2 separate regions of the Homo sapiens genome follow, and region 1 is linked to region 2. The links are chromatin loops, found by intact Hi-C in ENCODE. Cell type or tissue: HepG2. All regions are shown on one strand.

Region 1 (5,000 bases), 630 kb after region 2:
GTAACTCAGGCCACATTTTCTTTATCCATTCATCATCTATCAAGGGACACTTAAGTTGTTCCCATATCTTGGCTATTGTGAATAATGCTGCAATGAATATGGGGAAGCAGATATATCTTTGACATACTGATTTCATTTTGGGGGTACATATATCCAGAAGTGAGTTTGCTGGATCACATGGTACTTCTATTTTTTTTCTAATTTTTTAAGGAATCTCTATATTGTTTTTCATAATGGTTGCACTAATTTACATTGCTAGTAACATTGTACAAGGGTTCTCCCTTCTCCAGGATGAACAGAAGAAATGCCATCTTCCATACAGATAAACATGCTATTTGAGACATTATTAAAATATCTTTTTGAAAAGTTGTGATAAGGAAAAAATTACTACTCACTAAAAGTCATCATAGATATGAAAATGGCATTTAGCATGGCAGAGTCAGGTGCATTGGACTGTAATTTACCTTTTACTTTCTAATTAACTTTAAGGTCAGCCCACAAAGGACTCTACGCTTCACCCAAAATAAACTAATTTACAAACGTCTCCCTTTCCCTTATATTTTATACATAGAAATCATTTGTATTTTCTATATGATAAAACATTCCATTGAAATTTGACACAAAATAAGTGGTATGTAAATAAGATAGGGAAATAAGTTTAAAAATTCTTATGAGTCATACAAAGTGGCAATTGAAATTTGAGGCTTAACATTAAATAGTTTACTATAGGAAAGACTTCAAACACAAACCAGAAAGTGATGCATAATTTGAATATTATTAAATTGATAATAAGAATGGAAACTTAAAATATGCAATGTTTATATGATTTCCCTTTGCCACCTTAAAACTTTCAAAAATATAAATAAAGAAAAAATTGGATTTCATATAAAAGCTTAACTGTAAATATATGCATATATATAGAATTATTAAAAGACACTGGATGATATAAAACAAAAAAATCAAAACAGAAACAGGTTAATATGTTTGCCATGCTTTATGCCTTATGAATTAACCACACATTTTTTATTAATAAGGACCTTTAAAATATACATTATTGCTACTGCACATGAGCTGATGTTTATGCAAATATCATCAACAATTTATAAAGGCATTAAAATTCAGGGTAAAAATTCTACAGTAAATGCTAACACTAATATATCATAATGCAAATTAAAGGTTAAGAGGAGGAGTTTTTGAAGTGGAATGGTGAATGCACCATTTTTTTAATCTAGCCAGTAAACATGAGCTCCATGCATTCAGATTTATCATTATTTTTACCGAGTGCTTGTGTTCGCTGGGCTGAACACAGAAGAGATGATACTGAAGTAAAGGGTAAAGCATGAGGACTAGAGGGACAGTAGCAGAGGGCACTGAGCTGAAAAATAGGGCTCTTAAGAAAGCCTGATATGAGCCACTAAATGAGCCAACTAGTGGTACAGAAATTATACAAAGGGGGCAGGTATCACAGCAGATTAATCTTTAGTCTTCTGCCTAGATAGTAGTTTCAGCCTATGGCCACAGGACATTGTCACAGGTATATTATGAATGGAAAAGTACTTGTGTTATATAAGGATATTTATGTGAAGTGAAAAGTACAAAATGATGTAAAATTTTAAAACAAAAAATATTTCTACATATACACATGTGCCTGAAATGAAACATATATATATGTGGCTGAAGTAAAATATATCAAAATATTAAGGATAGTTATTTCTTAATCATGAGCTTAGTGGTATCTTCCACCTTCTTGATACTTTTTGTAACTTTTATTGCCAGAAATAAGTTTTTTTAACATATAAAGGAATTATAGACTATTAGGGCAGACAGGTAGTTAGAGATTATATGGTGTAAAGACCTAATATTTCAGAAGTGCAAAATGAGTCTCAAGTGTGACCCAGCTGATTACTACAGACTTGAAAGCAGAATCCATGTCTGTGAGTTCTCTCTCAGTGAATTTCCCCTGTACCAACTTGCCTTCCAGAATACTTTACTTCTATGAATTTTTAAAACTACATTTGAGTTCCATTTCATACTGCTTTTACCACAATGGTAACCTATTGTGTTTTTATTCAATCCCTTCTGTCTACCATACATGTGGAGTATGCCTTCCACATCTTCTTCCAAGTAACTGAAAAATTTCCTATGAGGACATGACCGAATGCAGAATCCAATGACATCATCACAGTGGACCTGTCACAACAGAAATCCTGCAGGTCCAGATGTAACTCACTATTGCCACCTGGTGGCAACGATTGCAGATTTCTTTCACAGCTTCCTTCACTGAATACGTATACTTTGTATCATCCTCCAATTATGGCTCTGTCATAATGTTGCTTATAGTACAGACTTCACATTTTCAATATGTTGCCTAGAGCTCTATTAACAGCTAGAAATATGATATACATTACTTTTCCTGCCCCTTCTGTAAGTTAGAATATGTCTTTTCCTTCTTTTACTTGCTTATTTTTTAAAGTACCTACTACTGAATCAGTCCCAAATATTCCCTGGTTGCTTAAACATTCTCTCAGAACAATCAAGTGATAGGATACCTAATTCACATCAATATTCTGCCAATTTTATTGTCTTGATGACATCTCTTTCAGGGCCTCCTTTCCTGTCCCAAACCTAGTTATTTTTTCTCTAGAACTGCAAAGAGCTATCTAGACTTAAGTCTTCCCTCTTATTTCATCAAAAGTCTGACTGGATATTGACTCTAGGTTGGAAATAAATGTTACTTAGAATTTTGAAGGCAGTTTTTCTGCTGTCTCTGAGTAGTGCTGCTGGGGAGAAGTATTCAGTCATTCATATTTTTGATCCTTTGTAAGGAATTAGTGTTTCTTCCTTTTTGAGAGCTTTTAGGGTCATCTTATAGTATTCTGAAAACTCAAAGATTTTAAAACAGACCTGCCCTGTGTGGGTCTGCTTCATTCATTTTGATGACATTTAGTGAGTCCTTTAATCATAAAACTTGTACTCTTCCATTGTAGAAACTTTCTTGAATTTTTAATATACTCTTCTCTTTTTTCCTATTCTTTTTTGGAAACTCCTCTTATTTCCTGTTTATTCTGTTTCTTTCTGTTTTGTCTACTGAATTTTCCATTTATGCTTTTATATCTCTATATTTTACATTTATACTTTATTTTATATTTACATATTTTGTATTTTTGCCTTCTTGATTCTCTTTTATAGAATACTATTTGTATTTGTATTTCATAAATACAAGTAATATATTTGTTTGCCTCTCTGATTATATTAATGATATTTTCTTTTTTATAGTCTCTTCTTCTTGCATAGTCTCTGTTTCCCGCAAATTGCTCTTTTTTCTTTTTATTTATTTGGCAATCTCTCTTTCATAATTGAGGCTTTCATCAGATATCCAGGAATTTTTGGTTGTCTGCTCACATTTCAGGCGGTGAATATTTGTGTAGAAGCTCTGCACTCGTATTTTGGGATTTGTTGTTGCCTGTAAGCTTCACTGTAATGTCATCTGACTTGGCCTTTTTTTGAGAAAATTCTAAGGTCAATGTTTTCATCTCTCTTAACGCTGATTGTGTTCTCCAAGGAAGCATCATCTGGCCTTCTGCCTGCTGACACCCGAAAGGCATAGACTTGGCTCCTGGACCAGTGTAGGTAGAAGGCCGGGTTCTCCATTTTCAACTTGTAAGCTATCGCTCAGTACCCCTGTTTTCCTTGTGACACCCTCCCCCAGCCCAGAACTGGATCTGGTTCTCCTTATCCCGTTTTACCTTGTCTGAAGATCATATTTCTGTTTGGTGGATTAGAAGCTGTTGCATCCATGTGGATTTGAGGAAGAAAGTAGAAGATTTAACTGCTTCACAAGCAATTTTTTCTTCCTCCTGCTTTTCAGCATTTTAAAAATGTTGAAGCCTGCTGCTATGGAAATTGAATTGTTTATTGGCTTTTTTCATTACCGATTTAGGATTCAGCTTCCATGGGATTACTGGGGATAATGGGGTTATTTTCCACTCATCTTTTTACTTTCCAGCTTCCAAAATGATTTTGCTGTCATGTCTTCTCTTGATGTTTATATAATTTGGATTATATTTGAAAGTCTATTTGTTCTTGTTTTAATGAAGACTTAGAAAAGTGGTAACAAATGGGCCTATTTAACCTGCCATCTTAATGGAAGATGCAATATTTATCTTTTTACATTTCAAAATTAAAGAAATAAATATTTACTAATAATTAATGCCCACTTTTGACCTTGGTGCTTTCGTGGTCCATATGTTGGTAGATGATGTAACTAAAAAGGGAACAGGAGAGTGGAAGTTCCATAGTGCACAGAGGAATTGAGACAGTGGGAACCTGTCCTTTTGGTCTGCATGTTGAGTTTAAAGATCCTCAGTTAAGTTAATAACAGATTATGTTATTTAATTAAACCAGCCTTCCTACAGTGTTCTAATGGTTTAAAATGTCTATAAGAAGATTATTTCTGTAAAGAAATTTTTTTTATAATGGATTCTTTATTAGACGAAGCTCTGATCACAATAGTTGATCCCTTTAGTTTTCCCATCCTTTTTCTTCTCCATGCCTTCTCTTTGGCCCTATCAGGAGCTCAAGTCCTTCTAGACCTTCTCAAGGCCTCATTCTTTACCAGGGCAAACCTATCCCTTCAGATGAATCACTGACAACTCTCCTGCTGTGCCTTCAACATCCCAGCAGGCTTATCATTTTGCTGTTCCCATCTTTATGGACCCTGAACTTCAGCTTAATATGAAAATCAATTTCTATGCTCTCTTGGATGCCACTGGAGAAAATCCCTTGGCTAAGCTCGCTGGTGCTGTGAGAAATCCACAACCTCTGACCTCAGATGGGCCTCAGTATCACTCTGCAACGTTTTCCTGTGTTTCTGCTTTCTTACAAGGGATACCTAAACTCTCCCCACATCCTTCTGTAAAGAAATTATTGAATGAAAGTACTAGATAAGTGAATAGCAAGAAATTGTAGGAGAGGATCTTCTCCTTACAGCTAGTATGAAC
Region 2 (5,000 bases):
CCTTTGGATTTTTGATAAAGGTAGTATATTTAGATCAAGAGTATTCAAATAATTTTAGCAGCAGAATATTACCCTGAATTTTAACTTAATGTGAATGATGAAAACATTAAGGAAGCATGGAGCAGCTGCTGTGAAAACAGGCTTGGAGGTTCAGGAATCTAGTGCACCTTAAGCCCCTTTATGCCGAAAAGGGACTTCCAGGGCTCTTCAACCACCGCTGAAAATGGCTTCAATCTCACAGCATCACAAGGACCTTTCAGTCAAAATGGAACAGAATATATTATATGTCTAAAGATCTCAAAATGCTACCAGATTTCTAACTCTCACTAATATGCTAAAAAAAAAAAAAACACAAAACTGTCTGATATTGACAGTTGGAATCTCTGAGGAGACCAAGTAATTCAGTATCTCTTTTCTTTGCCCGAGTTCTGAACAAATTGACTTAAAAGAGTAGACAGAGTACAAAACATCACCTTTAATACTGGTAAAGATAATACTGAATAGAGAGAGAGAGAGAGAGAGAGAGAGAGAGAGAGAGTGTGTGTGTGTGTGTGTGTGTGTGTGTGTGTGTGTTTCCTGCAAGTGGTGGGCTTCCTTATGAGGTTCAGTATTATTATGACACGTATTTTCCCCAGCCCAGTCACAGATAGTGCTAAGAGGACAGGCTGTTCCATGAGAAGATCTTGCCCATGACAGGCTTGTGCAGAATGAACAGAGAACATTCATTACGGTAATGAATATCCCTTACATGGAAGCAAGTATTGGGAATGGAGAATAAATGTTTCCCCCAAAACAGAGAGAGAAGGGTGAAAATAATGAGAGAGACAGACAAACAGAGAAAGAGAGAGAACCTAAATGATTCTCTAAATGGCTAAGTGCCAGGTATAAGATTTACTTTTCTCATTTGTAAAACAAGAATAGCAATATTAGCTCCCTTGCTATAATAGATGGGGTCATTACAAAAATCTGCTGCAATGATGTATGAAAGGGGCCTTTGTAACTATAAAACACAATGTAGATGAAGGCATTAGTGGTGGTGGTGGTGGTGGTGGTGGTGGTGGTGGTGGTGGTGGTGGTGGTAAGCAGAACAGAAAATATTTCAACTTAACTTGTTTGAAGGACTCTTTGGGGTGTGAGGATGGTAATAAACTTTTCAGCTTTGTCCCATTTAAGGAAAAAAGCTTTCCAAGAATGGGGCAAGAATGTAAGTATATCTTTTTCTAAAATGAAGAATACCTACAATGTCACACATTACAACAACAAAAACTAGCTCTTCTTATTCATTAGATAAAAGCAATGTTTCTAAAGAGTACCTGTATTATGTTGCAAGCTACAGAATTTCTTAAGTTCTTAAGAAATTGCTACTTATCAACCAACTAACAAATTCTAGACTACTACAAAAATTATAACGTTCAGCTTCTCTCTCATGTATCTTTATTTAGGGGAGAATGAATAACTAAGTAAAGCCAGTAGTCATAAAGAATCCATGGGCAGTAAGGATGGACTACATAGGACTAGATTTATATAATGTTTCTTTTCCTTTTTAACTTAAAGCTTAAGAATTCCATTTATTTATTTGCTGACAAAACTATATTCACAGTGCTTCTGCTTATGAATGTAGGACACATAAAAATGAAACCAAGATAGTAGGAAAAATAGCTTTTGACATTTACACAACATATTCCAAATTTCAAGTTTTGGATATTTTTTGTTAAAACTGACCTTGTGATATCTTTGATTATTCATAAACTACTAAACATTAAAGTTTTTCTATATTAATTTGATACTTTCTTGACAAGTTTGATATGTCCAAAATGAACTACCACTTCACTTCCTTTTAACCTTTTCTTTTTACATTTTTGAAAAAGAAAATGTGTTGAAAATTACTTAATTCTACTTAAATAAGTGCCACTTTTATTATTAATACCAAGTTTTGTACTTTAAGACAATTATTTTCTATTTGGGGGAATGTTTGCGCCATCTACTGGACATATACATATTATTACTTTTGTCCTACAAGAATTACAATGCCATGTCCAAAGGTACTTGTGAAGTTGTTCCTTATAAACCACTCCGAAACAAAATCTATTCCTTTTCTTTCTTTTTTCTTACGGCACATTTCAGCACAGGAAATCAGTACCTTCCCACCCCAAAAAAGCAACACTAAGATATATTAGTTCAAATAACTAAATATTTCTATTTTAATGGAATCATTTCACAGACTCATACATTCATAGGCATACAAATGAAAGAGGCATAAAAACACATTTGGAGTAAAAGAAATAAGTAAGGCATTTATTTCACTGAAAAAAGTATACCCATCCCTAATTTTACAACTATTATAAGCAGAAATCCTTCTCCTATTACACATAAAACTAGGGATAAAGACTAGAAATCTGTTACATGAACTTGTAGAGGAACAATACTAATTAATAGAAAAGAATAAAAGAGTTAAAGCCAGTCTGGTGGTGTCTCTGGATTTTTCTTAATGAGTAACAACCATTAAATGGAATGGGAGGAAAATCAGCCTTTGGAAGAAAATGACTTTTAAATATATTTTTCCTCCCTGTCTTTTGGATGGCACCATCTAAACAGCAGAATTGAAAAGAAACATAAGATTTATTCAGCTTCAATTAAGAAGGTATGTTATTTTTCCACAGGAAAATAAAATGTGGATCCCGCTTGAAGATCCACGCCAAAATTACATTCCTGGGTATGAGGTTTGATTCAATTGCTGGCACATTTATATCTGCTTTTCAGGGAGATACATAAATAATTGGAAAGTTAACAAGAATTGCACTATAATGTTAATAGATTAGAATCCAAATAATTCTTTAACTCTTCAGAGGTTTTTATTTTTTATTTCCTTCCTTTGATCTACAATTAGAAAACTGGCATGAAAAACTTACTTTAGACTCTATAAGACATATTTTGGAATTAGTGCTATTTGACTCACTTAATATTTACTTTGGGCAGTTTAGAACAGAAGATATCCTCATACTTAATACAAAAATAATGCAGAAGATATTATAAAAGGTAAAGATAAATTACCATGGTAGTTCCTACAAGACAGACTTTCAGACAGATGAACACAGGTGAGTAAATGATCCTTAGTAATCTAAAAATAAAATATATTTGTGAACTCTAAAAAGCACAAAATTCTAACAAATTTCAATATAGTTTTCAACAATAAGCTTTGAAATAAGAAAAGGTTTCCACTTAGGCTTAAGTTAGCTTTTTTTTTTTTTTTTCCCACTAGCTTTCAAGTTAATTAAGCTTCACTCTATCTGAAAGTAAAAACAAATTTTAAAAAGTGAGTAAAATGAGACTATGTTACATTAGGAAATATTCTATGCCATAGTATACTCTACTAATGTTGTTAAAATAACTATCCCCACTGCATTTTATCACCATCATTTTCCTTATAACAACTTACCTTTCAAAAGATAAATTTTCTATATTCTAAGTATTGTGCTTTATGCTTTACATATCTCAGTTAATATAACAATCTTATAAGGTTTCAATTATCACTACAGACAACAGTAAGTTATAACCAACTTCTGATACTTTTAATACTACAAAAGACTGTGCTAAAAACTACACATAACTATTAATACACAATATTCATTAAATATTTATACTTTCTGACTTTGCTACAAGATTCACTTTAGCATTCTATTTAATTTTGAAGCAATGGCTTCCAGCTACCATATATATAAAATTGTCTTCAAGTAAGCTTTTTACCTCTTTTATACGGAGGAGATGGTCTTGATCTCAGAACAACAGGATCAAGACCATTCCTTGTATTCTGGGGAGAGGGACCTCCTGTGCTAGATGCTGGATTGATTGTGAATGGGAAAGTGTTCACATGTATAGAATGCCATCCCTGGTGGGCGTAAGATAGGAATCTTCACTGAGAAAAAACCAACAACAACTAAGAGTTAAGTAGTAGGGAAGCCTCACTGAGGTGCCATTTAAAGTCAGCAATCTTGAGAGAGTACAGTGTCACACTGCAGTAGAGAAACAGCTCAGAATCCATCAGTGACAGCAAGCTGTACTGGTAGTTTATTATATTCTTTGTGATTACTTTCTCATTTGTTGTCCTTTAGCATAAAGACTTTCAGAAGTTCTACACTGCTTTAACTGCAGAGAGCGTCAAAGAAAAGAGTGTCCACAATGGAAGAGAAAGAAGAAGAGGTGAAGTTAGGGTATGTCTGAGGTCAAGCACAGTATTGTGGAAAGGATGTGAGAATCCCCCCAGGAGGGGAACCCTCAGAATTCAAGTTCCAGCCTCACAGTCTAGTCATCTACACCTGCAAGATTCTCCTTCCTAAAACCAGAGGTTTGAAGTTCTTCTCTTAAGGGCAACAGTATTCTCTTTTAGTTGTTCCCACTAACTCTTAAGAATGGGGCAACAAAATTACCTACTTATTAAAAAGAGAATGAGTAGAGTCCCTATACTAATATACTTACAGATAAGAATTCTAAGAATTCTAAAACTGGTCTCAGTTGAGTCTCAATCAGTTTTTTCTAATTGTAAATGGAGATAACGATTGGTTTCCTAATTGCTTCAAAGAATTATCCAGAGGATCAAATGACCCAATATATGTATTATCCCTTGTAATAAGTATAAAGATACTACAGAGATGTTTTAAAAAATACTGTTAGCAGGCTGGGCACGGTGGCTCACTCCTGTTGTCCCAGCACTTTGGGAGGCTGAGGTAGGCAGATCACAAGGTCAGGAGTTCAAGACCAGCCTGGCCAATATGGTGAAACCCCATCTCTACTAAAAATACAAAAATTAGCTGGGTGTGGTGACAGGTGCCTGTAATCCCAGCTGCTCAGGAGGTTGAGGCAGGAGAATTGCTTGAGCCCAGGAGGCGGAGGTTGCAGTGAGCCAAGATCGTGCCATTGCACTCCAGCCTGGGTGACAGAGCAAGACTCCGTCTCAAAAAAAAAAAAAACAAAACAAACAAACAAACAAAATACTGTTAGCCTGT

Evidence for each region. A loop is a pair of places that touch in the nucleus more often than their neighbours do. Peaks named below come from ENCODE experiments on the same cell type or tissue, not always from the same donor. Only the 100,000 strongest peaks of a DNase experiment are listed, where the experiment ranks them.
Region 1: it touches region 2 in a loop (8-fold over the local background); 2 of 110 quality-filtered maps call a loop at or near these places.

Annotation. Positions count from the first base shown.
Region 1 is chr7:123,152,210-123,157,209 of GRCh38, forward strand. All of the region lies in intron 6 of SLC13A1 (solute carrier family 13 member 1), which reads right to left. Among named protein-coding and RNA genes, the nearest start is that of SLC13A1, 45 kb to the right of the region's middle. In HepG2, a CTCF peak has its summit at 2,221 (motif pointing left); a DNase peak (open chromatin) is centred at 2,212.
Region 2 is chr7:122,527,081-122,532,080 of GRCh38, forward strand. All of the region lies in intron 8 of CADPS2 (calcium dependent secretion activator 2), which reads right to left. LOC105375481 (a long non-coding RNA gene) reads left to right here and starts at 652. Exons shown (of 4, transcript XR_001745347.2): 1 at 652-730; 2 at 4,110-4,208. RefSeq lists enhancers at 88-588, 589-1,089. In HepG2, a CTCF peak has its summit at 1,997 (motif pointing left); no DNase peak of the experiment used is centred here.